Linked DNA regions of Mus musculus: region 1 is linked to region 2. The links are chromatin loops, found by intact Hi-C in ENCODE. Cell type or tissue: left cerebral cortex. All regions are shown on one strand. Each heading gives the region's core, and the rest is flanking DNA. Links, peaks and the distances in the headings are about the cores only.

Region 1 (15,546 bases), core at 2,968-10,967, 480 kb before region 2:
TGTCTAGTACCCACTAGACAGTGGTGAGGGAGAAGCACAAAATGACGGAATCCCTCAGAGAACACTGAGGTAAACCCTCTGCTGGCGCACGAGTGTGAACATGGGCTGTGTTTACATGTGGGATGTGGGAATATTTCTACCGCACTGTAGAAAGGAAATCTTACCATAGAGAAAGGAGAACACTACTCAGTCAGAGTGAACAACCTGTGGTTCTGAGGACACCCTTGGCCTGGCAGGTCACAGATAAAGAAAAGTTCCCAAGTGCTTACTTAGTAGATTTACAGTTAAATCAGGCACACAGTCGTCACCTGCGCCTTAGTGCCACTGGGTGGCCATAGTGACCTGGGAGTCAAAGGTGACAGCGGCTTTTAGACCAATAATCTCCTTCCTGTTCCAACAGGTTTGGCAGATCCCGGAAAATGGACTCACCCTTTCCCTGACCGAGCCTGTGGTGATTCTAGAAGGGCACTCAAAAAGAGTTGGCATCGTGGCCTGGCACCCGACGGCCCGCAATGTGCTTCTCAGTGCAGGTAGGAGCCCAGAGGCTGCTTTGCCCTCACCCTGTGATGGGGGGATGGGTGGGACCCCACTGGAGCACCGAGGAGCTATGGCAGACTCCAAACACCTGGGTTTGGACCTTGATGTGTGTGCTCCAGCGCCTTCCCACGGGCCATGCTGTCCTCGCCCACACTGTCCTGCTGGCAAAGTTCAGCCTGTCTGCTCAGCTCCCGGCTCTGAACACCAATGCTGCTTTTGAATTTTTCTGTTAGACTGCTCCACAGTGAACCCTGGCACTTTCTGTCTCTCTACTCACCCGCTTCTTGTGGCATGATTTCCAAGTTCATCTTACAGAAATTTTTGCCTTTGCTCAAATTTTATATTCATTCATTCGTGCATTCGTTCTTTTCCCTCCCTCCCTTTCTTTTTCCTAAAAGCAACACATCAACTAGGTATGGTGGCTCAGTAAGTTTAAGGCTGGCCCAGCCTGCTGGGGACGTGACTCATTCAATACAGGGCTTCAGAACCTGTGTTAGGGAAGCCTGACATGCTGGTGAGCTTTGTTATCCCAGTGCCGCGGAAGCAGAGAAGGAAAGGCAGTTCCCTGGCATGGGTTGGCAGGCCAGGCCAGTGAGAGGCTACTTCAATAAAGACGCACCCTCTGGCCTTTACACGGCGGGGCCAAGCACACACGCATGCATATATGAATACAGAAAGCTTTCGGGGTGATGGCAGTAAGCTTTCTCTTGGTATAGGCATTTGTCAGAACTTACCTAGATATATGTAATGGTTATTGTGAATTACACCTTAACAATACTGGTTTGTTTTGTTTTAATGTATTTCTGCAAGTTGGCCAGATCAGTTTGTAACTAAGGATAGGAGCTGTTTGTGGTGTGTGAGGTTAGGAATGTAATGCCAGGCGGGCGTCTACTGATACAGAAGGCATTGTAAGGTGCCAGCTTAGCCACTGTTGACCCCCCCCCCCAGCCCTCTGATGACCTCCAGAGCAGGTCATGGGCTGGGAAGCTAGCTGAGGGGCAGCATGGCAGAAAGGACCTGTGGGGACCATGCAGCTCACCCTTTTCCTGTTCGCCTTGTGCAAGCCAAGGAGACAGACCGCCTGGCTCCATTAGTCCAGCTGACCCCCAGGGGACTTCTGTTGTGCTGAGCTTCTTGTTGGGTTGACAGAGGCTCTCATGGGGCTGGCTTTAAAGTGTTCATTTACAGAGATCACATCACTCCAGCCTAGTAGGCGGGGCCTCTTGTCTCTAGCACCTTCCCTCCCATGCTTCTGTCCCTGTGGGGCTGGCTGCTTTCTCTGGCATGCTCTGTGGGCCCTTCCCACCTGGTGACTGATCTGCTTGTGACAGGCTGTGATAATGCCATTATCATCTGGAACGTGGGGACAGGGGAAGCCCTCATCAACTTGGACGATATGCATTCAGACATGATTTACAATGTGAGCTGGAGCCGTAACGGTAGTCTCATCTGCACCGCATCCAAAGACAAGAAAGTGAGAGTCATTGACCCCAGGAAACAGGAGATTGTGGCGGTGAGTGTGTCCAGCACACAGCCCTGGTGGCCGGTCAGTAGCCTTTCCTGGGCTCTGAAGGCTGCCACACAGAAGCCACGCTGTCCTTGTGGAGTGTGGGCATCAAATGAGTAGGGAGGTGGCTGCCCAAGTTTCTGGTCTCTCTAGTTGTCCAGCCTTAGCTCAGCTCTGTCCCCTCATGGTGACCTTAGTCAGAATAGCCCAGGCTGGCCTGGAGCACAGAAGTGCACCGGGCTCTGCCTCCAAGTGTTGGGATTAAAGGTGCGCACTACCACACATGTTCCAGCAGTGCTTTAAACAGCTTAGAGTGCCCTCGGGGCTTTGCAGGCCTGGATGAGCTCAGCCAGACTGTCAGGGGTCTACACTGACCACACCCCAGTTGATGCCCACCTGACCCAAGAACACTATCCAGGTGCCCTACAGGCCTGCAGGAAGGAGCTCCTACTGTCGGCTTAGAGACTCAGCTTCTAACACCCAGTAGGACTTCAGCAAAGTCACATTCCCTGCCTGAAGATGCACGCGGTCTTGTCAGGGCTGCAGCTGTGGGTGAGAAGCCCAGAAGCATATCCCCTCAGGCTCTAGGGTGGGCAGCAATCATGGTGCATCTTAACTATCAGCACTGTGTAGGGTGGACAGCAATCACGGTGTGTCTTACCGACCACAGGGACTTTCCAAGTCCGGTTTGTCCACCCAGCATATCCCAAGGGTGTCTACTCGGGCACGCTCATTAACCAGGAAAGGCTAGGAGTGGCCTTCTGTGTGTCCTGTGAGGCTGGAGAACCTATGGGCTGCCCCCAGCCTGCAGGTCACATGTGTGCCAGAGCCCTTTTGACCAGACCACTCAGTGACGCTGCTTTCTCATAAGGAGGGACAGTTGCACCTCCTTGGCCTCAGGGTCCTGCCCAGGAAAGCTCAGACTGGGCCTGTGTGTGGGGTTGGGGGCTTTGCACAGTGAATGTAAGTGTGTGAAATCTGCATCTGCTTCCCCCGCCCCCTTCCCAGGAGAAGGAGAAAGCACACGAAGGAGCCAGGCCTATGCGTGCCATCTTCCTGGCGGACGGCAACGTCTTCACTACTGGCTTTAGCCGCATGAGCGAGCGGCAGTTGGCGCTCTGGAACCCAGTAAGCCAGTTTCCTCCCTTTCCAAGTTTCTGTCAGCTTGAGTGGGGCTTTGGGCTGGCAGAGGGGGTCACAGGCTCCTCAGTGTGATTCTCTGTGCTCTTGCTGTCTTAAGTTAGCAGGAGGGTCTCGTCCTCAGTGGGGCTCAGGCAAGCAGTGCACCTTAGGCCTGCACTCAAGGGGCTCCAGGGTTTCCACTGGTGCTTAGACCTCACAGGGACGGAGCACACAGTCCTGCTCAATGTGTGTCATTCTTTCTTTCTTTTTTTTTTTTTTTTTTTTTTTTTTTTTGGTTTTTTTGAGACAGGGTTTCTCTGTGTAGCCCTGGCTGTCCTGGAACTCACTCTGTAGACCAGGCTGGCCTCGAACTCAGAAATCGCCTGCCTCTGCCTCCCGAGTACTGGGATTAAAGGCGTGCGCCACCACCCCCAGCGTGCCATTCTTTATAATGAGAAAGTGGTGGCTGGAGAGAAATGGCTCGGGTCAAGAACATTATGTCACCTATGGTCACAGCTGCAGCTCCAGGGGATTGGATGCCCTCTTCTGTCCCCAGCAGGCAACTACACTACACTTATGCGCACACACACACACACACACACACACACACACACACACACACACACACGGTTGGCCTGGAATTCCCAGGCTGTCCTTTAAAAACAAAAATCTTTTTCAAAAAGAAAACATCTCAAAAGAGATGGTTTTTGTTGTGGACCCATAATGATGTCTGCATTGATCGTCAGGGAGTTTGATTTACAGTGTTTGCATGCATGAGGTCACCTGTATTTACATGCACGAAGTCACCCGTGTTTGCTCAGACTTGAAGTTCTGCTGGTATTTTTAAAATGTATATATGTGTGTTGTGTGTGTGTTTATGTGTATTTTTTAACTTATTTTCAGAAAAACATGCAGGAACCAATTGCTCTCCATGAAATGGACACTAGCAATGGGGTGCTGCTCCCCTTCTACGATCCGGACACCAGCATCATCTACTTATGTGGGAAGGTAAACGGCGTCTGCTGTCAGGCCAGCCGAAGAGGGCCAGGGCTCGTCCTCAGAACCCTAGAAGCTAGGCAGTGTAACTGACATATTTAATGTTAAAGTGTGTGAGTGAGTGAGTGAGTGTGTGTGTGTAAGAGCACGTTCATGCTGAAAGCTTGTCCTCTTTCACACTAGGTTGCTGGCATTGGGTAGCTTGCCAAAAAAATAGCTGACCACTTCAAACATGATGACCGCAAGCTTTTGTTTTGTTTTTTTATCTATCTATCTATCTATCTATCTATCTATCTATCTATCTATCTATCTATCTATCTATCTATCTATGAATGAGTGCTCTATTTGCATGTACACCTGAGTGTACATCCCATTACAGATGGTTGTCAACCACCATGTGGTTTCTGGGAATTGAACTCAGGACCTCTGGAAGAACAGCCAGTGTTCCTAACCTCTCAGCCATCTCTCCAGCCTAACCATGGGGTTTCATTCACTGCCCTGAGAGCCTTTGGTGCTGTCCAGAGTTAGAGGAAACAGTTGAAACGCTGCTGCTGCTTCTTCTAGAGAGACCCTGTATTGATCGCCCCTGGTTGCCTGTCGTTCCTGGGGCCCGGGAGTAAGGCTTCGGGTGTGCAGCTGCGCTCTCAGCCGCTTGGCTTTGCTTGCTTGACTTCTGAAGCTGGTGCTCAGGGCAGTTGTGCGCCACTCGCTCTCTTGCCCTGACCCTGACCTGATTTCTAGGCCCAGGAGAGGAGAGGCATGGGAGCCCTCTACAGGAAGTGCTGGAGAATTCTCAGGAAGAAGGGGAAACAGTGGCTTGTAATTCAGGCAGATGTGCTTAGAGGAGCAGTGCACAGCTACTGAAGTTAGGTTTCCATGAACTCTGGGTGGTGTGAGTACCACCCACTTAAAGAAAATGTCTGCATCACTGTGGGCACTGACTTGTCTCTGGTTCTCAGGGTGACAGCAGTATCCGCTATTTTGAGATCACGGATGAATCCCCATATGTCCACTACCTCAACACATTCAGCAGCAAGGAGCCTCAGCGAGGGATGGGCTACATGCCCAAGCGGGGCCTTGACGTCAACAAGTGTGAAATTGCCAGGTAAAGAATTGAACCCAACGTGTCCAGTTGTTCATGACGCAGCAGGCCAGCTGCAGGACTACCTCAGTGTGTTTGCAGTTGACTGTGGCTTGTGGCCTGTCCTTGCAGTGGAGCACAGCTGGGACACAGCAGGGCTCAGTGTCTTGTGTGCTCACTTCCTTCATGTCGAGGCTATGGGCAATGGTCCCTGGAAGACAGGTGGGCAAGAGCTGTGATATAAAATGTATTGCAGTGGGAGGGCGGTACCCAGCAGGCTTATGCCAAGGTGTCACCTGAGAGGCCACACCATGCCACAGACCTGGTATAAAGGAGGATTATTCAGGAGAAGGGAAGGAGCGAAGGGGTAAAGGCAGACAGACAGGGACAGAGAGCTGTGAGGGGAGCGAGGCCGACTGGGAACACGTGGGGGGTGGGGGGGAAGAAGTCTGTGTAGATGGCTGAGTAGGTTGCTCTGTCGGTAAAGCTCTGATCTTACTTACAGGCCTAGGTTAGCTTAGGTCCCAGGACCCGTGGTTATCTCTGTGGTGCACATGGTAATCCCAGCGATAAAGAGATGGCAGGTGGAGGAGACAGCAGCCTGGGAGCGCCCATCAGCCAGCCTGCCCTGTGTGGCAGTGCTCCAGGCCAGTGTGGGACCCTGTCTGGAATAAAAAGTAGAAGGCAGGGTCAGCAGGATGGCTCAGTGGGTAGACATTTGCCACATAGACCTGATGGCCAGAGTTGGATCCAAGGGGTCCTGCAAAAGCAGGAGAAGGGGACTGACTCCATCGTGCTGTGGCACACACACTCACATGCTAACACATGCAGAGGTAGCAGTAAGCCGTAAGAATGACAAGAAGGTGGAAGGGGCCTGCAGGCCAGCCCCGGCAGTTATCCTGAGTTCCCATGTGTGCCACGTACAGTGCCTGTACTGGCAGGTGCTGCCTCCTGTGAGGTGTGTGTGTGTGCTCTCTTGTCTGGGGACACAGTGGAGAGTCACTGGGGCATGGCTGTGCGGTCCCCAGCACTTGGCTTGGCTACAGCCATCTTTCACTGGCCTCTCCTGCTTACAGTCCCCAGCTGCATGGGCAGTCGCTCTTCTCTGTAGAGGGCACACCAAACTGCTCCTAGCCTGCAGCAGCCACTGAGCTGGTCAGTGGGGGTGATCTTCAGATCCCACGGGTGCTGGAGGGAACAGTCTGGGGGCTGTCAGTCACTCACTCTGTATCTTTGCCTTTGTCTCCTTTGAAGATTCTTCAAGCTTCATGAGAGAAAGTGCGAGCCCATTATCATGACGGTCCCCAGGAAGGTAAGTGCCTGAGTGTTTGGGTTTGGTCTTAGTATGCATGGCTGTTTTGCCTACATGTGTTGCTGTGCACTGTCTCCATGCCCACCTGGTGCTTGCGAAGGTCAGAAGTGTGGGGTCCCTGGAACCAGGAGCATCATGAGGGGGCCAGGCATCAGACCCAGGTCCCCTGCAGGACAGCGAAGGCCTGTGACTGCTGAGCCCCCTGAGTTTAGGGCTTCTGTTGCTGTGATGAGACTTCACGACATTCGCAGCTGTCAGTCACACTGCCTTGCTGAGCTCATTGTCAGGGCAGGAGCAGATGCAGCGGCCATGCTGGGACACTGCTTGCTCCTCATGGCCAGCTCAGCACCCAGGCCCACCTGTCCAGGGCTGGCCCCACCCACAGTGAGGCGTGCCTTTTCTCATCAGTCACCAGGCAAGACAATGCACCGTGGGCTTGCCCACAGGCCGGCCCGTTGGAGTGGTTTTCTCACTGAGGTTCCCTCTTCTGAGTGCTTTGTAGAACTAACACAAGACAAGCCAGCAGCACCCTGTCTCTGCAGCTCCATGTCCCCAGTTCTGAAGTGAAAACTCAGGTCCCTGTGGTGTGCATGCCTCTTCCCGCTATTCCAGATTGTGGGAGACAGTAAAGGTTGAGACACATCCCGTGGGGAACGCTTGTCCTGCATCCATGCAGCACTGGACTCGGGCTCCAGCCTTTCTTCTCGCTTACCAAGCGTTCTCCACATGCCTCTTCCAGTCTGACCTCTTCCAAGACGACCTGTACCCTGACACGGCAGGGCCGGAAGCCGCCCTTGAGGCCGAGGAGTGGTTTGAGGGGAAGAACGCGGACCCCATCCTCATATCGTTGAAGCACGGGTACATTCCAGGCAAGAACAGGGACCTCAAGGTGGTCAAGAAGAACATCCTGGACAGCAAGCCGGCTGCAAACAAGAAGAGCGAGCTCAGCTGTGCCCCCAAGAAGCCCACAGACACGGCCAGTGTGGTAAGGCTCTGGGTGACTGTGGTGTGCTAGGCCAGCCAGCACTGGCTTTTGTAATGCCTACTGTGTGTCTGAGAGTGGACAGGACCCCTGCCGGGCTAAGGGAGGCAGGAAGGGAGTGTTCTTAGAGAAGGAAGTGGTACACATAGCACTGGATTCACGATGTGGGGCTAGCAATACAACTACTTTGCCAGGAGCTTAGGGGTCTGAGGAACCTACCACCAGAGGGCACTGCTCCCTCAGGAGAGAATGGCCGGGAGGGGTGTGGAGAACCAGGCAGAGCAGTGCCTTAAGCGGCATCTGTACTTGGTGCCGTAAGGTTTCCAGTTAATAAGCTCTTAGGAGACACTGGCTCTTCATCCGAGCCCCTACAGAGCAGGCTGCTCCTGACAGGAAGCAGAGCAAGGGGGCTGCAGGCCCTGGTGTGCCCAGGCTTGCCCGGTGAGGGCTCTGCCCAGCAGCTGCAGGTGGAGGACCGGGAAGCCACTTTGAAGCACTGTAGTTGGCTTGTGGGCTCTTGTCTGTCTCAGAAGCTCCGTGGTGCCTTGGGAAGACCTGGTGTCCTGGGGACTGCAGCTGGCTGTCCCAAGCGTGTGAGAGGCCCCGTGAGACTCCACTCTGCGCTGTCAGAGTTAACAGAAAGGGAATGCGCTTTGTTGCTGCTGTCTGGTCACCTTGTTCTGTTTGTTTCTCAGCAAAACGAAGCCAAGTTGGATGAGATTCTGAAAGAGATCAAATCCATAAAGGAAACAATCTGCAGTCAAGACGAGCGCATTTCCAAGTTGGAGCAGCAGCTGGCGAAGATGGCTGCCTGAGGCCCGCCCACCTCCACGGACGGTGGCTGCTCCTCCTCCGCGCACTCCCAGGGAGGGCAGAGAGGGAGACACTGCCATTTGGAGACATTCCATGTCAGATCTGTCAGCCAGCGATAGGCCACATTCCAGTAAGAACTCGGTTCCTCTCCCAAATTTCCGCAAACCTGGAAGCTGAGCTTTTCGTCAGGGAGCTTTGGTGTTCGGCAGGTCTGCTGACTTGCTGAGCTTTCCTACGTTTGAAATGCCAGATGTTCTGAATTTTAGAGACCAAGCCCCCCACTTGACCCAGCGTCCTCCTCACACACCTGATGACCGGGCCAGCGCCACCTCTGCTCTGTCTCTTCCTTTTTAATGTTGCCAAAACCGAAAGTAGCTTTTTTTTCTTTGTATTTTTCTACTTTGCAGTATTTGTGGGGTTTCTTTCTTTCTTTCTTTCTTTCTTTCTTTCTTTCTTTCTTTCTTTCTTTCTTTCTTTTCTCTCCTCAATTTAAAAGGGACAGCACTGTGTATGTTTATAAACTAAATGAAGATGAGATGATTATTTTGTATAAACACTCACGAGAACAATCAGTGCAGCCGCCTGCACAGGGCTGGCTCACTCACAGCACAAACCTGGGCGTTAGTCTAACGACTGTGCAGAAGGAAGACTTGAGAAATCACGTGGACCCACCACACACTGCCCCCATTCCATTGAGTCTTCGATCAAAAGTCCTGTCTCTCTCTCTCCTTGCTCTCTCTCTCCTAGAAGTTGGGTGGTTGCACAGAGGGAACTCGGTGATTATACTCTAACCCGAACTAGCTCGCGTTTCTGCAGTTTTGTTCTCCACAGATGGTTGTGCCTGTCCCTTCCAGCAGTGTGGTTCCCTTCCGGGCAGTTTGGACAAGGGCACCCAAGGCGAGCGGATACCTGTGTGTTGACAGTCCTTGTCTACAGAGGCAGCTTGCCTGGCCCTTGGGTATAGTGTGGGGCTTGAACCCAGGCACTGTGTGCACAGCCTCTGCCCCAGGCCCTCTGTTTCCCTCGCTCCTGTCTTCCCTCCTTACTTTGCTGCCTCCTGTCTCAAGCGCCCAGCCAGCCCTCGAGGGCTCTTGAATGTTGCAGCGGAGGGAAAGGTCCAGAACAGAGTGGAAAGGGAAGTTCAGAGATCGACCATAGCTGGCCACGCACAGGCCCTCTGCCCCACCACCCAGATCAGGCTGCTACTTGCCAGCACTGGACGTGCCCTGGGCATGCCTGCTCCAAGGGCAGCAGCTAGACCTTAGCCCTACTCTAACCTCACAGCCTCATGGTGCGTGTCTATGGAAGCAGACGACCTGGGTAGTGTCAGATGGATCACAAAAGGCAAGCCTTGGCAAGTGTTGGTGCTGGTGTGGGCCCAGTGCTGGCTGCCAGCAAATGTACAGGTTATCAGGGCAGAGCATAGTATGGCAGCAGCCGCTTAGAGTGTGTGGACTGACTGGGTAGTGTTGTAAGAAAAGGTTCTCTCAGCCACCGAGATGGGGGCCGCTGGCTCCGAAGCTTCGGGGCTCCTGAGTCTCTGTAGGTTTCTGTGTCTGTCTTGTGGTTTAATGTTGGATAAGGAGATGGAGAGACCATGGCTGGAATGACTCACACTGCATTGTCTGTACGTGTGCTACGCTGAGGACTGTGTGAAGATTCACAAAGGTTCTGGGGTCCGTTGAATTAATTACGTAACAATTGTAGAGGCTGTTGATGAAGTCAGAGGGGCTGTGGTTGAGAGAGGCGGGAGTGACTGTAGTGTGTGCCCACCTGACACGCTGTGGTGGCCTCTGTTTCCCTGTGGCACCGGAGGAAGACAGTGAACTGCTCCTACACCCACTCTTATAGAGTGGCCATAGTGTTCTGTCAAAACACTCGCTTCCGTTTTCAGAGATAAAAGGCATTGATTACAGTCGTGTGCTGTGCTTCTTTCTCGCCTCACTCTGTGAATGTTCAACAAACACTTTACCTACCAAGCCACAGCCGCAGACCTGGGTTTTATTTTGTTTATTGTTTAAAACAAGGTTTCAGTACCTACCACTCAGACGCAGAGGCAGGGCCAGCCTGGTCTACATAGTGCCAAGACAGCCAGGGCTATTTAGAGAGACCCTGTCTCAAAAAGATAAAAAAGATGAGGTACAGGTACCCCAGGCTGTCTTTGAACTTGCTCTGTGGCTGTAGACAGCCCTCCCTGCCTCTGAATCCTGAGTGACAGCGTCACACACCCCACAGGGAGGTGGGTGTGTTCAAAGCAGCATTTTCAGTGAACGGGAACCCTTGGCTGTGCTTCTGCCCATTGGGTCCTCGGTGTCCTGACTGTACCTTTCGACTTCCCCTTTCCTGTTACCCCATCACCCGATGACATTTCAGTTTTTATACAGAAGAAACCCCCTTGCTTACCTTCCGTGTGATGAGCGAGTACAGGAAGGCCCTCCCCAGGTTCCTTCCTCCCAAGCAAGGAGAGCAGCAGCCTCTGGTTCCCATGACAGGCAGGGAAGGGAAGTTGGCGGGCCTCCTCCGAGGACCCCAGCTGTGGGGAGAAGCCTGGTGGTCTGTTTACGACTGGCTCGTCTAGTTTGGCCACCTTGACTCTCTGCCAGAAGACCTAACAGCTTCTTGTGTCCTCAGTCCGTCTGTCTAGCGTCCGTCCGCCCGCCCCCCCTCCCCCCAGACAGTGAACCAGACGCTGTCTGGGGAGAACTTACTTTTTTAAGGTTACTTCCCTCCCCGTACTTAACTTAGTGCTCCATGTCCTATCCAGAAACACTTTTGGTTGGGTCTTAAAGAATCAGTTAACTCTGAGTGTCCCTTTCTCCTTCCCACAAAGTAAACAATCCTGACATTGTCACTGGGTCATGGACAATAGGCGTGGTCAAGGGCACACTTTTCCTCGGGGTGAGGTGGGAGGTGATTGTTGCTCCTGTAGGCTCCTGCTAGCAGTCACCTGTGCACAGTGACAGCACCTTTCTGGAAGGCAGGCTCACAGCTGGGACCAGAATTGACTGTTCGTAGCTTAGACTTCTTACCTGAAAACTTCCCTCCGAAACACCAGCGGGATAGAAAGCAGAGGCTTTGAGGACTGAGAAGTGGCCCCCCAGTTCCTGGCCACACTCCCCTAACACTGTATGGCTATTTAGTCATTTAATAAAAAGACACTGAGTTAGAGACATATAATAATAATAATGATGATGATGTTGGGCTAGAGAGATGGCTCAGCAGTTAAGAGCCAACCACCCATAATGGGAAGCATTTATTTCATGTATGTGAGTGCACTGTAGCTGTCTTCAGATGCACCAGAAGAGGGTGTCAGATCTCATTACGGATGGTTGTGAGCCACCATGCAGTTGCAGGGATTTGAACTCAGGGCCTCTAGAAGAGCAGTCAGTGTTCTTAACCATCCCTCTAGCCCAAGATAACAAAAAAATAAAAAATTAAAAAAAAAAACCAGGGTAGTGTTTTGAGAAAAGGTCTCGCTCTACGGCTTTGCCTGGTGTAGAACTTACTTTGTGGACCAGGCTGGCTTTGAACTCTCAGAGATCGACCTGCCTCTACCTCCCCAGAGCTGGGACTAAAGGTGTGGGTACCTTGTTGGTATTTACATCTTAAAGTAGCAGGCGGAAACCCAAAGGAAGACTGTTGAGTGAGAAGAATTGTGAAATCAAAATCCCAGTGTCCATATACAGTCAGAACATGCTGGGGCTGGGCAGCCAGCTCAGCAGCTGAGGGCGTGTCCTGCCCTTGCAGAGGAACCAAGTTTTAGTTCCCAGTACCCACATTGGGTAGCTCACAACGGAGGATCCAACACCCACTTCTGGTTCCTGTAAGCACCTGAACTTTGCTGCACACATCCACAGAAAGATACACATAATCCAAAATAGAGTATGTTATTTTAATTTGAACATGCCGTACATTTCAGCCATCTTCCTGAATCCTGGGAGTTCTGCATGACAAAGACTGTTTTGCTATATCCTAAAATTCTGCTGTTTTAGTTTGTAATCCAGCTTGACCAAAGCCAGCCCAGGGAGGAAAGGGCTTGGTTTCCTCTTACAGTTTATCCATCATCCAGGAGTCAGGGCAGGAACTCAAGGCAGTGGGAACCTATTGGCGAAGGTCTCTAGTGGAGCAGTGACCCATCCAGTCCAGCAACGGCTAACACCTGAGGGAGAGACCAAGAATCCAATAGCTGTTCAGTGCATGAGGCTGGATGTCTCAGCTGGTCATTGGTCTACAGCAGAATTCTGAAGTAGGCCATAATGCCAATGAGAGAAGTCAGCAGCAGCCGGATATATGAGACCTGGGCCGAGCAGGCAGAAAGCAAAAGCTTCCTTCTTCCATGTCCTTTCTAGAGGCTGCTACTAGGTGTGGCCCAGATTTGGGGTGGGTCTTCCCACCTCAAATGATCCAATCACGAAACGTCCCTCTCAAGTGTGCCCGGCAGCTTGGGTTTTTAGTTAATCCAGATGACTGTGGTCAAGTTGGCATAAGAGTACCCATCACACGCCTGGAGGCAGGAATGGATGCAGAGGCCGGCAGGCATTGTTTACTGGCTCGCTCTGTTTATTTTCTTACACATCAGCACTGCCCATAACGGCTGGGCCCACTTACATTCTCAAACATGAGAATTCCCCCAGACTTGCCTACAGGCCGATCATACAGAATCCATGTTCTCAACTGAAAGTCCCCATCTCCCAAATGACTCTAGCTGGTGTCAGGTTGGCAAAGCTAGCCAGCACCAACTGGACACACAGACCTAACACTGTTCAAGTAGACTTGTTCCTTTCTCATTTGTTCCCAAGAAGGTGTGCTAAATATAAAACAATATAACTATATAATGACATAAACATCCCAACCACCTTTAAAATTTCAAATATTTAGCCGGGCGGTGGTGGTGCACGCCTTTAATCCCAGCACTTGGGAAGCAGAGGCAGGCAGATTTCTGAGTTCGAGGACAGCCTGGTCTACAAAAGTGAGTTCCAGGACAGCCAGGGCTATACAGAGAAACCCTGTCTCGAAAAACCAAAAAAAAAAAAAAAAAAGAATATTTAATAAGTCTCTATAAACTATCTAAAGTTGAGCTAGAGTTGGCTGGGGTTAGCTTGTACTTGAGCTGGGGTCCCAGCATCTACCTACCTCATACCCATATGTTAACGCCAGTCCCATAACCCTAATCCTGACCTCACCAGATACACAGGAGACACTCAAACATGCATGCAAGCAAAATACTCATACACAAAAAATATAAAATAGTAAATATTTTAAAACTAAGAAAAAAATCTGGGGGGCTGGTGAGATGGTTCAGGAGCTAAGAGCACTGACTGCTCTTCCAGAGGTCCTGAGTTCAATTCCCAGCAACCACATGGTGGCTCTCAACCATCTGTAATGGGATCTGGTGCCCTCTTCCTTCCGGTATGTCTGAAGACAGGGACAGTGTACTCATATACTTAAAGCTGAGGGGGTTGGGGGTGGGGAGAGAGAGAGAGAGAGAGAGATCTAAAGTCTCCTTTAAAGTTCAAAGACTCTAAAAATTCCAAAATCTCTAAACTTTGCAACGTCTCTGTAAAATTCCAGTCTCTTCAAAACACCATGGACCTCTGTAAAATCAAGATAAATACTTTTTTACTCCCAGAGGATGGAACCAGCACACAGTTGTGAAGGAATCAAAGCAAAATCAAAGTCTAAGTGTGGAAAGTTCAATGCTTGACCTCCGGGATCACTCATGGTCCTCTGGGCTCCACGGGACCCGGGCGGCTTGGCCAGCTCTGCCCTCTGCAGCAGACAACAGCTTGTCTCATAGGCTCAGGCCAGCTCCATGCCTCGGCTACTGCTTGCTGTCTGTGGTGGTGATTCCACAGTACGGACGTGGATCTCCAAGATGTTGGGGTCTTTGCTGCAACTGGGCTGCACCTCCACCCATAGCCTCTCCTGGGGGCCCTTCAGGGAGCCTGACCGTGCCACATGGTGCCAAGGCTCAGCTGCTCTCCATGACCCTTTGATGCTTTCAAAACCAGAACCACCTGGGAAACTCTTACACATTACCCAGTTTAGCGACCACAGACTTCTGTGTGCTGCCTCGGAGAAAATAGTTCCAAGGTTTATTTTATTTTACTTTTATTTTTGGGGGTTTTCAAGACAGGGTTTCTCTGTGTATCCCTGGCTGTCCTGGAACTCACTCTGTAGACCAGGCTGGCTTCTAACTCAGAAATCCACCTGTCTCTGCCTCCCAAGTGCTGGGATTAAAGGCGTGCGCCACCATGCCTGGCTCACAGATTTTTCTTTTTAAAGAGTTATTTATTTATTATATATAAGTACACTGTAGCTGTTTCAGACACACCAGAAGAGGGCTCGTCAGATCTCATTACAGATGAATGTGAGCCACCATGTCGTTGCTGAGACTTGAACTCAGAACCTTTGGAAGAGTAGTCAGTGCTCTTAACCTCGGAGCCATCTCTACAGCCCCAGAACCACAGATTCTTTTTTTTTTTTTTTGGTTTTTTGAGACAGGGTTTCTCTGTATAGCCCTGGCTGGCCTGGAACTCACTTTGTAGACCAGGCTGGCCTCGAACTCAGAAATCCGCCTGCCTCTGTCTCCCGAGTGATGGGATTAAAGGTGTGCGCCACCACGCCCGGCTAGAACCACACATTCTTAAAGCTCACTATATCAAATGATCCCATGAGAGTGTTCAAGGGACTCTGAAACTTCCCTCTGAAAGGTCACAAGCCAGAGGAGGAAAGCATTCAGGACCCAAACCTAAAGGGGGCATGTCAGATTCCAACAGTTCTCCCTCATGATGACTGCATGTGCAACTGAGACCCTGATGGATCTTCAGAGAAGGGCTGTGTGCATCAGCCAGTCTGGAAGGGTAGTCTGCCAAGCAGAACCTCCAGCTGGGTTAACCTTAGGAAGGTTGTAGGAGGCAAAGATTTCTGTGCGTGTCTTGTTTCTTTAGGAGTGAGTGTATGTGTGTGTCCTGTAGCCCACGATGCCCTCTATCTCAGAGCACCCCAGCCTCAGCCTCCCCATTGCTGGGTTTTGAATGCCTATCAGCATGCATGGCTTTGCCCTCCACACTAGAGAGCTTCAGGTGTGGGGAGAACCGTTGGCCACTCTCTGCTGCTGGAGGCGCCGCCCCAGTGAGCGGGAGAAGCGACCGCTCTGTCTGAGGAAATGATCTACGCTGCGGTCTCCAGTGTGC
Region 2 (15,546 bases), core at 4,617-12,616:
TCAGAGCTCAAAGATCCAGTTCACTGGTCAACTCTGCAGATCTGGCTCAAGAAGGCCAGTGCAGCTCCGGTTGTGTTTGCTTGGCCGTTGGTTGGACAGTTAGTATCTATCCACAAAGCTCCTTGCAAGGCAGAAGATGCACCAACAATAATTAAAAAGACGAGCTGGCCCGCTGGGCCCTTCAGTCCTGGGTGAACACCTATTGGGAAAGGGCACACCTGTAGTCCCAGATACTTAGGGACTGAAGAAGAAGGGTCATGAGTTTAAAAGAGGGAAAGGAAAGGGAGTGGGACTAGGCTCTGTCTCCACATCTGGGAAATGGGGATCCTTGGTCCCCCTCAGAGCTGTCATGTTACAGGAGGCACCACAGGGCAAGCTCCGCTCTGTGAAGGACAGCAGTGGTACTGGGGCAAATCCATTCTTGTGGAGAATGACCCTGGAACGCCCGGGAGTCACTTGGGCCTTTCCTCTCTAAATCTTTTTGTTGTGGTTTTGTTTTGTTTTGTTCTGTTTTTTTCAAGACAGGGTTTCTCTGTCTTGTGTAGCCCTGGCTGTCCTGGAACTCACTCTCTAGACCAGACTGGCCTCAAACTCAGAATTCTGCCTGCCTCTGACTCCCAAGTGCTGGGATGAAAGGCGTGTGCCACCAGTGCCTGGCCTTCCTCTTTAAATCTTAATCTTCAATTGCAGTTTCTATTTCCTTCTCCACTAGTGTCTGGCCTCCTTTTTACCCAATAAAGCCAAACACAGACTGGCATGTTGCTTTTTAAAAAGAAAAAAAGGAGGAAGGAAGGAAGAAAGGAACAAAGTTATAAGGCAGAGAAAAAATCCTTCAAGCATTCATTGAAAATTGTGAGCCTGTTTTGGAAGTAAGAAACCAACCATCGGTTTGCTCCTCCTGGCCTTCATCCTGAGTCGCAAGCCTTCCACCGTGATTCAAAACCCCCCCTCCCCCACCCCGGGAATGGCTGAAACATTGTTTTTCTCAGGGGAAATGAATCTTGGTCTGAAACTGAAGCTGACAGCATTCAGGACGCTCTCTGAGCCTGCTCTGGACACTTGCTGTTCTGCTGTGTGCAGAATCAGACCTTCATGCTGGGACATCTGAATCTATTCACAGGAACTCAACAGGATGTGCGGTTAATATTCTGACTATGATTAACCCCCCCCCAAAAGCTCTGGCCCCAGTTCCTTCCCTGCTCCCCTCCGAGGGCCCAGCTCTGCTGAAATGCATGTGGATTCGATCAGAGGGCCAGATTTATAGAGGCTGCCGAAGCCTGGCGTGCCAGCAGTCATAAGTTATATTCCTATTACGGCGTGGGCAATAAAAACTCAGATATGTATTCTGCTATATTTCGAGGAACCTTTGCAAAGCATCTGGGCTGCCCGTGAGATCTTATCCAGAAAGATGTCTCCTTGGTGGCCTGGAGCAGCCAAGGCCACTTTTGAACCTCAGTGCTGGGGTAGGTAAGATCAGTCAGGGTCCCCCTGAGATAGAATCCTGGTCCTGTTCCCTGGGGATAACAGGCTGTGTGTGACCTAGGCAAGACCCCTAGTTGCTTGTGCACACTGGAAATAGTATCCTCAGATGGTCTCGTTTACTTTTTAAGTAAGTAACTTTCTGACTCCAGTTTCTACCCAGTGCATTGTGCCCCTCTAGGAACCTTCTCTGTACTATAGTCCCACTGACCTGCAGTCAACACTGGGCTGAGGGTATCACATAGGAAGTATCAACAATAACTTATACACATTGTTGTACACAATTTGAGTAGGATGAGCAAAGCCTCTTGACATCCTACTGGAGCCAGAACCATTCCTTTGGAGGCTGGAAAAACTGGTTAAAAGCCCTGGCTGCTCTCCCAGAAGACCCAGGTTCAAAGCCCAGCACTGAGGTGGGCTTTCAGCCCTCTGTAGCTCCCGTTCCAAGGGATGCAGCACCCTCTTTCGGCCTTCCGAGGTACTGCATGCACAAGGAGGCAAGACACGGGTACCCATAAAGTAAAAATAAAGAAATCTTAAAACAAAAGAAGATAGCGGAGTCCAGACTGTCCGTGGTCGCTCGCAATAGCAACGGAGGCAGGTTCTACTCACTACACGGTCACGGTATGGCTGTTTGTCAAAGACCTGCTCGATTTACGTGCACCTCACTAGGTGCAGGGAGAGCCATCTCGATGGCGGAGGGGCCACGGTAACTTCCTTTTCTCGCAGCATAGTATGTTAACTGGCGGTTCTTATCGCTGTTGTGGATAGCGCCCAGGATGTGAACAGGGCGTCACCACACATACAGAGAGATGGCAGGCAGTCTCCTCATCTTCAGCCATCCTCTGGTGGTCTTGGAGCACCTCTCCTGTGGATGTGGGGGAGGGGGGTACTACGTAGCTGACATTATTTCTTCGCACTCCTGACGAGTGACAACCACCCTTAAGTGACTCCGCGCGGTGGCTGGGAACCGCTGGTGTGTGTGGAAGTAAATTAAAGCAACCCCGAGGACTGGGAACCTGAGCCCGGTCTAGCAAAGAGGGGGGCAGAGTCAACCCCACCCCCACCTCCGGCTGCTTCAGTGAGCATGGTAGCAGCTAGAGACTGGCAGAGGCCTTTGTCGGCTGCTCCCCTGATGGCAGGCTATCCCTGCTCCCTGGAAGATAAAAGGCCCTTCAGGCTGCAAGCCGTGCAGAAAGGCAAGCACCTGAAGCATCCAGCGTGGTTGGTGTGTGGCTGGTGATTGGGTGTGTGTGGGGGGGGGCGGGGGTCTCTTTGTATAGTTTCTGAAATTCTCGTGCCGTGTGTGAAGAGGAAGAGCTCTAGGTCTTCAGCAAATGCTGGGGCGCTGATCACTATGCAAGGGACCCCAGCAGGACTGCTGCCCCAGACACTGTGCGTAACCCTCAGGGGTTCTGTGGGTGCCGTGACGTGATAGGTGTGACAAGCCCTGCCTAGAGAGATATGAACATCATTAACTTCCTGAGTTCCCAGTGACAAAGCACAGCCCAGTCCAAGTTCACCCCAGGGAGCCAGTTTCTTAGGTTACTTACAGATCTTGAGTCCAGGGTCATAGAAAGGACTCTGGGTGACCCTAAAGCATCAGGAGGTCTGTGTCCCACACAGCACCCCATCCCTACCCCAACCCACATACACACGCCAGCTGCATGAAGATCATTCCTGTTAGTTTTCCTACCTGTGTACTATAGCACCTCTCTGAGACCCTGAGGACAATTAGGGACAAACTGCACTGGAATGATCTGGAGGAGTGGCTGGACATTCAGTCTAAGGTCCCATGACCCGCCCCAGTCCTCCTTCTTTGAGGAAATGTCAACAGCCCACAGGCCCAACTGCGATACTCTGACAAAGATGGCGGCTGCTCAGAGGACTAGACGGACCAGACAAAGCAGTCCCATCACAAGCTCAGAACTTCTTCTTGTGCGAGTGGCTCAACAGTCCTGAGCCTCGGTTTTCCCATCCGGAGAGTGGGTGAGTGCTCCCATTTCATAGAAGTTCTGAGTGAATTTTCCATGTTCTGTGATGTCCCCCAGCGCCCACTGCCCACCATTGCTTTGGCTGACTATACTGTTTGAAAGTCTTTTAGGTCAGCGGCCCGAATCTTGAGTTGCAATGACCGCCAGCCAATGAAGATTTGCCAGGAGCCTCCTGGCTGCTTCCTACGGGGGCTTGTTAGGATGAGTCTTCCGTTCACGGGGCTCACGGGGAAGGAAGGCTTTGCTTGTGAGCAAGTTCTGTGGGTGCTGGGAAGGGGAGGCCATGATAAGAAACTGGATAAGATTCTCTCTTCCTTTCCTTTCTTTTTTTTTTCCTTTTCCTTTTTCTTTTTCTTTTCTTTCTTTCTTTTTTTTTTTTTTTTGTTTGTTTGTTTTTTTGTTTTTGTTTTTTGAGACAGGGTTTCTCTGTGTAGCCCTGGCTCTCCTGGAACTTACTCTGTAGACCAGGCTGGCCTCGAACTCAGAAATCTGCCTGCCTCTGCCTCCCAAGTGCTGGGATTGGGATTAAAGGCATGGGCCACCACTGCCTGGCTTTTTTCTTTCTTTTCTTTTTTCCTCTCTAAGAAATAGATGCTAAGGATGAGAGACTGCCGGGAGCTCACAGCAGCTGCTAGGACCTGAATGGATCGGGCTGGGTGGGATTCTAGCTGAAGCAGATGATCTCCAAGCCCCATCCATGCAGAGAAACCATGTGGAGCAGATAGCCGTGTGGGGGAGCGTTGCTCTTTACTGAGGGTGTGGTCACTGATAGGCTTCCAGTGCTCCCGTGGATGCCCTGAGCCCATGGTAGGTTAAGGAGCTGGGCAGGGTCTGTGCTGGTAGGGCCACAAGGGGAGGCGGAGGGCGGAACGGAGGTAGTCGGTGCATTCATATGTCATTGTCCGTGGGTAGGAAATTCTCAAGAGTGAAGAAAATTTTAACACAGAGCATGGGGCTAAGGAAGCATGGCAGGGGCTGTACATGAGGAACACTAAGCCAACAAAAAAAAAAGTGTGGCAAGCTACTGGGGTCAGATAAAGCGAAGTCCCATGATGCCCTGGCCCCATGGTGGCCACTTGTATCTTCTTTCTTCCACCCTTGGACCTTCTGTTCTGTTCCCCACACAGCAGGAGCTCGGTTTCTCCTGTTCATTGCTCCCTTCTGCCATGAGCACAAAGCCCCAGCTCTTTGTCTTGTCCTAAAGTGCCCTGCTGACCCCTGCTGACCCCTGCTGACCCCTGCTCTTCTGGCTTCAGGGTGCCCAAGGTGGAGAGGCTGAGGTTTCCTCCTCAGCTGTATTCTCTGCCTCTCCATCTGGGCCACCATCTTTCCCACCCCAGGGCCTTGGCGGGTGCTCCTCTGTGTGCCTGGGAGGGTCTTCCTTGAGCCCTGTCCTGTCCCCATCTCCCAGTGACATCTCAGCTCTGTCCAGCTTCCTCACTTGGGCACTCCTTGGGGACACACACACCCTCACTCTCTTACATACTGCATTTGTCCTGGTAGGTTCTCAATACATCGAATGAATGAATGAATGAATGAATGAATGAAAATATGAAGCTAAAGCATACTGACTGATTCTGAGCGTGCTAGGCACGGGGTCCTCACCTGTGCCTGAGGCTCTGGGGAGTGACACCTCCCACCCCTCTCCCCATGTTGCTTCCTCAGAGAAGCACACACTCCTGTCCATTTTCTCCCACGGGGGCTCTACCACCTGATGTTCCCAAAACCTCCCCGAACAGCACAGCTGGCTGGGAGCCCAGCTTCTGAACACTCTGAACTGCCAGGGGGAACATTTTACATCCAAACCACAGCACCATTCTGATGGCTGTCTGTGCTCGAGCAAAAAAAACAAAAACAAAAACAAAAACAACAAAAAAAAAACCCTCCCCATCTCTGACTTGATTTTCCCATCAGAAAAATGGGACCAATACTCACACCCGAGCAGACAGTACAAGATCTGGAATGCCGGCAGTCCTGCAGCTCACTGTGTGGCCCAGGCTGGCCTCAGACTCTTGCCTCTGTCTTCCCAGTGTTGAAATCACAGTCAAGAGTCAACACAGCTGGGCGGTGGTGGCGCACGACTTTAATCCCAGCACTTGGGAGGCAGAGGCAGGCAGATTTCTGAGTTTGAGGCCAGCCTGGTCTACAAAGTGAGTTCCAGGATAGCCAGGGCTATACAGAGAAACCCTGTCTCAAAAAACAAAAACAAAACAACAGCCAAGTCAACACATCTGGAAGTTCTGGGGTTTTTTAAAGTCCCGCTCTCTTCTGGGTATTTACTTGGACCATGGGAACTGGGATCTGCAGAGCTGTCTAAATATGGCTTCCTCTCTCCATCTGGGCTACGGTCTCCATTATCTGCCCATTTTACAGATAAGAGGCCCAAGCATCAAGGAATTCAGGCTAAGCCCCAAGTGTAGAAAACTGCACTGTCATGTCCAAAGGCCACTCAACCTGACTGGAAACCTGTTCCCTTCCCACCGCACCTGTCAAACAAGACGGACTCACACAGAGCTCCAAAGCTGAGAGCAGACAGGCCCTGTCAGGGGGAGCTCCTGCTGCCTCTGGCCACAGCCCATGGGATGGAGGCCATCCACCTCGCTCTGCTCTAATTGCAAGGCCCCTCCGCAGGCAGGCTTGGTAAACGCTCCGCTCCTGAGCTGACGGCTTTGGGGGCCCTCCTGTCACCCTGTTTTACAGCCCTCTCGTTGAAGAGCAAAATCTGTATTGATTTTAGAACAACTCAAGCTGTAAATTACTGGCCATGATCGGCTTGGTAACCCTGAGATGAGAATCTATTGACTGGACCGGGGGCTTAAATCTAATTATCGTCCCAGGAAAGCCATTGGCAGAGCCGGCTCAAGGCCTGCTCGGAAGGGAACGCTTAAACAGCCAAGAGCTACATGGGGGGAAAAAAATCTAGCACGATCCCAGGGGCTCTGTCGAGCCTAAGAAATTCTGTTGGCCACCAATCAGCCTTGGGTGACTTCTGTAATTACCAACGGTGATATTGTGGGGCCCGGTCAAGTCTCATAGCTTGTTGCTCAGCTAACAGAGGTAGCCTTGATGCATTTCTATCTGTTCCTCAAGAAGGAAAGGAAATAGCCTTGTGAGAGGCTTTGACCAAGGTCACACAGCTACCCCGGAATATAGACCTTAAACCCGCCCTTCACTGCTGTTTAAATGCAAGCATGGGGCTGGATGGACCAGTGGTTAGGAGTGCTTACCTGAGTACAGTACACCACCTCTGTGTGGTGGCTCACAGTCACCTGGACACGAGGTGGCGTGAGAGCTGCTTTAACAAGAATGGCACCTACAGGCTCATATATTTGAATGCTCAGTAGCCTGGAGTGGAATTGTTTGAAGGGATTAGAAGGTTTCGGAGGTGTGGGCTTGTTGGAGGGAGGGTGTCACTGGGGTTGGGCTTTGAGGTTTCACAAAGTGTATGCTCATGCCAGGGTGTCTCTTTTCTGACTCCAGGTCAGGATGTAGCTAGCTCCCAGCCACTGATCCATTGCCTGCCTGTGTGCCACCATGCTCCCTGCTGTGACAATAGCAAACTAAGCTTGTGAAGTTGTAACACACACACACACTCTGCTGGGAACCGTGTGTGTGATTAGCAACGCCCCAAACACTGAGAATGATAGTGTTCTCACATCTTGCCGAAGGCAGGGATCTGTGAAGAGGAAAAGATAAGATTCAAACAGAGCCAAGGATTAAGCTCTTGGGAAATCTAGATAATGAAGAGATGAATCTTATTCGCACGGGTGCTCGGTACCACAGAGTTCTGACTGGCTTGACACGAAATGAGGGTGCCAGGAAACTCAACAGATTTGTACCCATGATGGGGCAATGAGTGAGTTTTTACTTCCACCCATACTTGGGACTTCGGTTCACTCAACAAACATGCACACACACTGACACACACACACAAACACACACAAAGTGGAAGAGCAGTTATCAGATAGCTCCCACGTAGGAGTCTTCACAAAGGTGTCTGTGAGCAGACACCATGACCAAGGCAAGTCTCATAAGGACAACATTTAGTTGGAGCTGGCTTACAGGTTCAGAGGTTCAGTCCATTATCATCAAGGCTGAAGCATGGCAGCATCCAGGCAGGCATGGTGCAGGAGGAGCTGAGAGTTCTACATCTTCATCTGAAGGCTGCTAGCAGAATACTGGCTTCCAGCCAGCTAGGATGAAAGTCTTAAAGCCCATACCTACAGTGACACACCTACTCCACAGGGCCACACCCACTCCAACAAGGCCACACCCACTCCAACAAGGTCACACCTACTCCAAAAAGACCACACCCACTACAACAATGCCACTCCTCCTAAGAGTGCCACTTTCTGGGTCAAGGATATACAACCCATCACAAATGACTTCTCTGTCCATGGTGATGGTGGAAGGTGAGTGTCCCTGTAGAAAAGGGGAGACCTCAGGTGAGGTCCCAGCTATGCACTCCCCACTGTCTCCAGCTACATGTGGTCCTGGGGTGTGACAGAGTCTAGGATGCAGACATTGACTGAAGGATGGGACTCTGCTCATATGTCTGCAAGATTGTCACTCAAGTTAGGGTCACTGGATGGCTGGTGTCTGATCTGGGCATGCGCAAAGTTAACGTGTGTTACAATTACAGGGGCATGACTAGATTTCAGTTTTTTCCTTTCTCTAAGTCGTGCTTAAGAAAGAGCACGCGACCTGCGTGGCGAGGGGAAAGTTGTCTCGGTGTTTGCAGTCTTTTGTGAAGGAGTTACAAGGGGAGTAGCCTGCGGATGAATCCCAACACGAGTTACCACCAGTTAACAAAAAAGAATCTAGAGTTTGGGATGCTGTTTCTCGGGCTCCTTAAACCACTGCCTTCTCTAATTCTCAAAACTCACTTTCAACCTGAACATTATTTCGGGTCTTGTGTATTTCCCAGAGTAGTTGACTGAGCTGTGGTACTTCTGAGGCCCACACGCCCTCCCCCAACCACAGGATGCTCCCGGGTGGTCCCAAACATACAATGTGTGTGCACTGTGAGTGACTCAGAGATTATTTTGAGGAAAAATGACTTGTTACAAGCCAGGTTGGCTGTGGACTTCTGACTCCCCTCCTTCACACTCTCCAGTGTTGGGTCAGCAGGACTGTGTCACTGTACCTGGCTAAATGCTGTGTTGCTGACAACAAAATTCCCACCAACGTGGCTACCTAGACGTGTGCTAGCAGAGTCAGCGATGGTCACGCGAACATGGCTGGAGTGTGGGCGTCTGAGGACTACTGTCAGCCTTCCCGGGTCCAGTGGTCTCAGGAGTGATGGCCTAGAGGAAAATTCTACCTCACGTGCTTCAGAAGCCTCTGTGTTCTCCGGGCTTTGTCTGTTGTGTGCCCAGCATGTAAAGGCAGCTCAGTAAACAGCCACATCTCTAGGCAGCAGGATAATTGGGCATCTCAGGCATTTGGAGTCTCGTAAAACCTTATGTCTGATTGAACAACCCCTGCCTACGTGTGTACTGTGGGTCATCCCAGTCATTTTCCGGAAAAAAACAAAAACAAAAACACGTGTTTGCATGTGTACGTGTGTGTGAGAGTGTGTGTTTGAGCGCTGTGTGCACAAGATATGTGTGTGATGTTGCATGAGTCCTGGCATGCATATGCCACAGCACATGTGTGGAGGTCAAAGGACGGTCTTGGGTGTCAGTGCCACTGTCTTTTGAGGCCCTGGTGTCAGTTTTGCCACCTTATATGCCAGGCTAGCTGGCTATCACGCTTCCAAGGAGTCTGAGTGCTGGGGTTACACACGCTCGGAGTACACACACTGGCTTTTGTGGGGGTTCCTGCAGGTTTCAACAGGGAACATCACTCTCATTGGACAAACACCCAAAGAGTATTAATGTTGTGGGGTTTTTTGTTTTACACACGGGGTAGGAGCTGTCAGAGACGATCAGTGAAAGAGCCATGCGCATCCTGAGAGTTGGCTGCGGAGTTACCGTGCCACCACCGTGTGAGAACCCAGAGAAGAGGCTCCTTCTCTGGCCCATCCTCTGGGAAGGGCGGGACGCACCAGAACTTGCGGGCTTCGAGGAACCGGGAAGCGAGATGTCATGGCCGGGTACATAGTGACATCTAGTGGTCGGAATGGGAAGTGGACGTCCCTGTGACGTTGAGGATGTTTTAAGGCTGGGATGCGGGTGCAAAGCCACCAAGAGAGGCCATGAAGGCAGCTGTGGCTCCATTGGTAAAGCCTTCTGTGTGAGTATGGAGAGCCGAGTTGGCTATCCAGAGCTCGTGGAACAGCTCGTGGCAGTGTGCACTTGTAACTAGCTCTAAACACGTGTGCATGGGAGCGATCCTGAATGGACCCAGTAGGTTGTGTGTGTCTGTGTGTGACAATTTTAAAAGAAAAAAAAAAAAAGAGGTCATGAATTTGAAGAGTGAGGGGAACACAACAGAGGAGGGGGGGAGAGGTGGAAATTATGTAAATACATGAAATTCTCAAAGAAATAAACCTGTATTTAAAAAAACAAAAACAAACAAATGTTTAGGGAAACCAGCCACACATTAGACATTAAATAAACACTCCATTTCAGTGTGGGTGTGATTGTGTTTGCAACATTGGATAAGGGATATTTCAGGGCTAAGATTTCCTCTCTCCTGGAACCCTTTTCATTCTGACCTTCATGGGCGTCTCCAGAGCCAGTTCTTTCCCAGTGACTTTTGAATTTTTGAGGTCACTTTCTGGGTCTCTGCATTTTCTGTTTCATCTTAAAGGAGGGTGAAGAACACCTTAGCGGGTTGGGGAGTTCTTGACAGCCCTTTCGAGAAGCCATATGCCACACAGGTATTTGAAAAGACATGGCTAAGCTCACGGGTCTGCACCTTCAGTTTCTGTGGTCCCAGAGGAGGGGGCAGAGTATGCGGGTGGCAGACAGATGCCACAAAGAACAAATGGTGATCTGAAATCGTACACACACACAGGATGGATGTGTAACAGCCACCGCATAAGACTGGCAGGCTGTAGCACAGATAGGTCCACCCCGAAGGCCCTCTGCAGCTGGGTTTCCATTTAATTTTGTGATGTGTGTGGTGTAGTGTGGTATGATGTGGTGTGTGTATGTGTGTGTGTGTGGTGTGTGTGGCATGTGTGTGGTATATGTCTGTGTCTGTGTGTGGTGTCTGTTTGTGCCTGTGTGTGGTGTGTATGCATTAGGTTTTTCTATTTTAATGTATATATTGCATGGGAATGCATTTGCTCTTTCATGTGTAGTTAATATTAATCACTTACCACCAGCTGCTAGCAAAATCTTCTTGTAGCATAAGCACATTGTAGGACAACTTTACGCAGAGGCAGAACTTCGAGGATCGCACGGATGTCCCCTTAGTCACCTGCCATCACTCCCTTGATTCAGGTCCCATGCTGGGTCTCTACTAGACACAACTGCCCAGTGGACACTTGTCACCTGTCTCATGTGGCTGTTGCTCTAGAGACTTTAGTGACTGGAGTCAGTTTGTCCCTCCCTCTGGAAGGCGTCATGGCAGCAGTATGACCCAAGGTCACCTATGACCACTCAGATGTCGGCCCTTCACACCTCCGAGCCAGCATGCTGGTATGGAGTCCACACTTCCTGTGCCCCTCCCTGAGGCTCGTCAGTGCGCTGCTCCGTTTCCATCGGGAAGGCTCTGCTTTCGCTCTCTCCTCCGTTCTCTTATCGTGGAAGCCCGGCTTATTCTTTTGCCCTGGAGCCCAAGGTCTTCCAAGAATACACTGATTCCGCAGCTCTGGTCAGCACCCAGTGTGCTCTCAGGAAACAAGGCCCCAGCATCATCTCCTTGGCAGAAAGACTATGAGGGATGGGCCTTCATGTTTTCTCCCTGCCGTTGTTTTGGGTTTCCCTGCTGGTACTCGGTCAATTCTCCATCAGATTTCACCTCCCTTCTCCTGTAAAGAGTGCTCCTCACAGAGTTTCTTCCACCCGAGGACTCAATCCTGACCTCAGTCTGTCCACTCCCGAGTTTCTCTCACCCTGCCTAGCCAGAGCCTTTCTACCTTACTTGCCATTGATCTCTTGTTTTTGGAAAGAGTCCACCTCCTGGGAAATATGTCCAGTGAGAACTGGAACTGTCCGTGCAGCGTTCTTGCCTGACCTACTGTTTTTCTGACACTTGGTTGTGGTGGTGGTGGTGGTGGCGGTGGGGTTGTGGGTTCAGAACCCGCAGTGACACCTTTCCCATCTGTCCACGCTCTTGTGTGATGTTGTTCTGCCACACTCACAGACACTCCCCCAGCCTTCTCAGATCGCGATTCTCTGGCCCTATGTTCCTGCCCTCCTCAGTTGTGATCTGGCCCCTGGTTCTGGTCCCTCAGGACGAGACCAGGCTTTGGGAGAGGACCAGTGCTGACATGGGACGAGAATCTACGGCCGTTCCCAGCAGCAGGTATTGTTGTCAGGGTCCAATATATCATTAGTGAGAGTCTAATATACATTTAAAAAAAAACTCTTCCCTAAGGGTTGGGTTGTTTTTTTTTTTTTTTTTTGGTTTTTTTTTTTTTTTTTTTTTGTAAATATTTTATTCTATAGACTGTAGCTGTCTTCAGACACACCAGAAGAGGACATTAGACTCCATTACAGATGGTTGTGAACCACCATGTGGTTGCTGGGAATTGAACTCAGGACCGCTGGAAGAGCAGTCAGTGCTCTTAACAGCTGAACCATCTCTCCAGCCACCCCCCGCACCCCAACCCCAGCCACCTCTCCTTTAGCCTCGGGATCCCTTGGCCTTTGAATCTGTTGGTAATTTATTGGTTTGATTGTAAGACTTATCTCCTTACCTGGAGACGCGCCATGTGCAGATTGCCTTGGCTTGAGCTACTGGGACACAGTCATGTTTGCATCTTATTTGACTTCTTCAGACTCCCAACACTCATGAACACCACCACATCTGCCTGGGCACCCAGTTGCAGTGGCGAATGGCTTTGGTTCTTTTAGGCATAGTGACTCGCCTTGATGGCCACAGCGACTCACTCATCCCTAAACCCTTACCCACATCACAGGAGAGCCCTCTGAGGAAAAGGTGGAATAAGAGGCCACTATACTGGCTGATTTTCAAAATTCATGTCCGTATATGGGGAATGAAAACCAACACGTTAGCCCCAAATGCTGAGGTGACACTCATTGCTATAGGCAGGGGCTCTGTCTTTTCCACAGCGTCTGTGAGCCCTGAGCACATCATGCCAGATGAGCTGAGGTGGTGCAGAGATGCTGAGCTCACTCGGCTGCACAGACTCATGTTTGGGATCTAAAGCCACTGGGTTCCTTGTGGTAGAGAATAGAATGGTCCTGACCAGGGCTTGCAATCTGGAGAAACAGGGAGCGGTTGGTCCAAGGTTCAATGTTCCCGTGGCACAGGAGGAGACACAAGTCCTGGAGACCTGGGATTGGCTGAGGGCCGAGGGTTGGAAAGCTAAATTAGAATAATCCTAACAGATGAATCATTGGCCGAGGCCAGCTTCCACAGGACTGGAAGGGACTGTGTTGGCTAGCGAAAGGAAAATGTCACCATCAAGTCTCAGCCAACTGTCAACCCTATGAACCACAACAGTGAGCATGAGGCAAGAGACATCCCTGGACACAATGGTTGCACAGAAGTCAGTAGGAGCAAGCAACCACTTTGATTGAATTTAAGGCCTGGGCCACAGGAGGAAACTGTGGTAAACCTGGTACTATAAACCTAGCCAGGAACTCAGAGGCCCCAGGGGTGAAGCTACCACTACTGTTCAGCTAAATGGAAACAGCCTATACGTTTATATCTGTGTGTGAGTGTGTGTGTGTGTGTATGTATCCAGGTTGGGGCCCTCACTCAGACATCAGAGGAGTCTCTCTGTACAGCGGACTGATGCAGAAGATGTCATAAGGAGACAGTGGAGCCCAGAGTCGCTGAGCTGAGCAGAGAGGCTACAACAGTTGGTATATAGTTTGGAGCTGCTGGTATTGGGAAAACTGGAAGAAGAGACTGTTTAAGCACAATGTTGGGGAACTGAGGGAGGAATGGCTAGGAGAAGGGCTTGGCTCAAAACTGAGAGCCAAGAGAACTGGTTACTAACACAGGCAAGAAAAGAAGAGATGGATACTTTGTTTCAAAAAGCCCACAAGGTGTTTGCGGAGGCTTCGGATTGGGACACTCCCACATGGTTTTCTGCAGCAGATAGTTTGTTTGTTTTTGTTTGTTTGTTGTTGTTCTTTTCTCCTTTTCCTCACTCTGGGCTATTTTGATTGTAAAAAGGTTGAAAGACTGGCTGAGCCATTACAAAAAGTATACAAGGCTCAGGGCAAGTTTTCACTGTTTGTTGTTGTTTTACAAAAATTAGGTTCAGCTGTGAGCAAAGCCATATCAGACCCTGATCCAAGTGCTAATTGAGACCCAGGCATTTGAAAATGCAAATACGGAATGAAAAAAAAAGGTTATTAATCTATTAAGGTCGAGGGTGGCACCCAGGGAAGAGTGGATCGGGGAGACGACCTATCTTGGTCCGAGCATATATAATGCTGTTGATAACTGGGCAAGCCATAGCTAAAGACTCTAGATCTCAAAATGTGCAGCGCTTTAACTACAGGGTATATGACAGTTCACAACAAAATTGTGTATGAGACATCTCCAAGGACAATGGTTTTTCTAAATAGGAATCGTAAAGAAGGCCTAGGCTTCCGGGGGTGAGCTGGCAATGTGACAAGGGGTCGCCACTGGACCAATGAGTGTAGATCCAAAAGAGACCCAAGGCAATTTCTTGCCATCAGGAAACAAAATGGGAGCCCCACACAGCAGAAAGCACAAGCTGTTTGCCTCTCGTCAGCCAGAAAGTAACAAGCAGGCAGAAAAGGCTCAACTAAGCATTGCAGATCTACAATGCAGCCCCGCTCTAGACTCGGTCACAGATAAACATCCTACACTACCCCTCCCCCAATTCAGTTTTGTAAAATAACTACTGGAGTTTATGGTCCTTTGCCCTCAGGGACAGTAGGAATGGTCTCAGGAAGGAGCAGTTTGACTTCCCAAGGACTGATTGTGCATCCAGGAATTATAGGTGAAAAATTTCAAAGTAGAAATGAAGATAATGGCTTATGAAAAAAATATGCTTTAACACAGGTGATAGGACTGCTCAGATGTTACTGTTTGTCTATATCCAAGGCAAGGCTGCTCCCTGGAGAACAATCGATCAGGAGGGTTTGGAAGTCCTAGAAAATGCGCATTCTGGCAAACAGTTGTTAATGATCCGAGGCCAAAATTAAAGTTGCAAGAGAATGAGGTTGAAATAGACAGTTTGGTGGATACAGGAGCTGTTGCAACTATTACTTCACAAAAATCTTGGTATTCAGAATGGCCGCTTCAAAAAGTTTATACCCAGTTTCTAGGAATTGGACGTTTATCTCAGCTAAAACAGAATGTGTGGTGGGCTACATATTGATAGCTATATTTCAAGGCCAGTGTGGGACCAGAAGGTCATCAAGGAAAGGCATAAGACCGTCCAAGGCTGACATAGCCGTACATTTATGGGGGCAAGATTTATTTAAAAAGAAGGGATTGGGCCAGCAGATGAGAGGAGAAGGCACTTGGGGCAGAAGATGCCATTAGAAGACAGTGGGACCAGGAGAAGCTGAGCTGAGGCTTCAACAGTTGATACAGCCAGCCTGGAGCTGCTGGTATTGGGGAAACGGGGAGAAGGGGCTATTTAAGGAGGCCGTCGGGGAGCTTCAGGAGGAACAGCTGGGAGAATGCTCTGGAGGAACGCTGGGCTGTGAACCAGGAGAAGGGCAGACAGGAAGGTAAGAGAGCTGGTTGCTGTTCTAACAGCTAGGCCTTTTGCGGTGGATGGTGACTAACATTATTAACACAAACTCACAGTTAATCAGAGTGCCAGTGGAGGGCTGGCTCACACACAGGTATACACACTCACCATTCCCTTGCAGCTGGGGCTCAGGTAGCGTCACGGGGTGGAAGCAGGGGAGAGAACCACTGCGCTATACAAACTCACAGCAGCTGTGGTTGCCTCCAAACGCTAAAGGCAGGTGGCCATCATGGAGAGGCTCGAGAG

Evidence for each region. Hi-C counts contacts between places; a loop is a spot of excess contacts. Peaks named below come from ENCODE experiments on the same cell type or tissue, not always from the same donor. Only the 100,000 strongest peaks of a DNase experiment are listed, where the experiment ranks them.
Region 1: it touches region 2 in a loop (7-fold over the local background); 4 of 42 quality-filtered maps call a loop at or near these places.

The regions. Positions count from the first base shown.
Region 1 is chr5:113,837,155-113,852,700 of GRCm38, reverse strand. Coro1c (coronin, actin binding protein 1C) reads left to right here. Exons shown (of 11, transcript NM_011779.3): 4 at 401-530; 5 at 1,869-2,050; 6 at 3,053-3,172; 7 at 4,070-4,174; 8 at 5,122-5,267; 9 at 6,498-6,555; 10 at 7,295-7,540; 11 at 8,233-10,262. The coding sequence ends at 8,352. Gm52824 (a long non-coding RNA gene) reads right to left here and starts at 11,012. Exons shown (of 3, transcript XR_003955977.1): 1 at 10,754-11,012; 2 at 5,747-5,908; 3 at 4,173-5,454. In left cerebral cortex, for the core only: CTCF peaks have their summits at 4,961 (motif pointing left) and 7,754 (motif pointing right); DNase peaks (open chromatin) are centred at 8,039, 8,376, 9,526, 10,798 and 1 more place; H3K27ac peaks cover 1,714 bases.
Region 2 is chr5:113,360,138-113,375,683 of GRCm38, reverse strand. No RefSeq gene overlaps it. Among named protein-coding and RNA genes, the nearest start is that of Aym1, 11 kb to the right of the region's middle. In left cerebral cortex, for the core only: a CTCF peak has its summit at 9,589 (motif pointing left); a DNase peak (open chromatin) is centred at 9,586.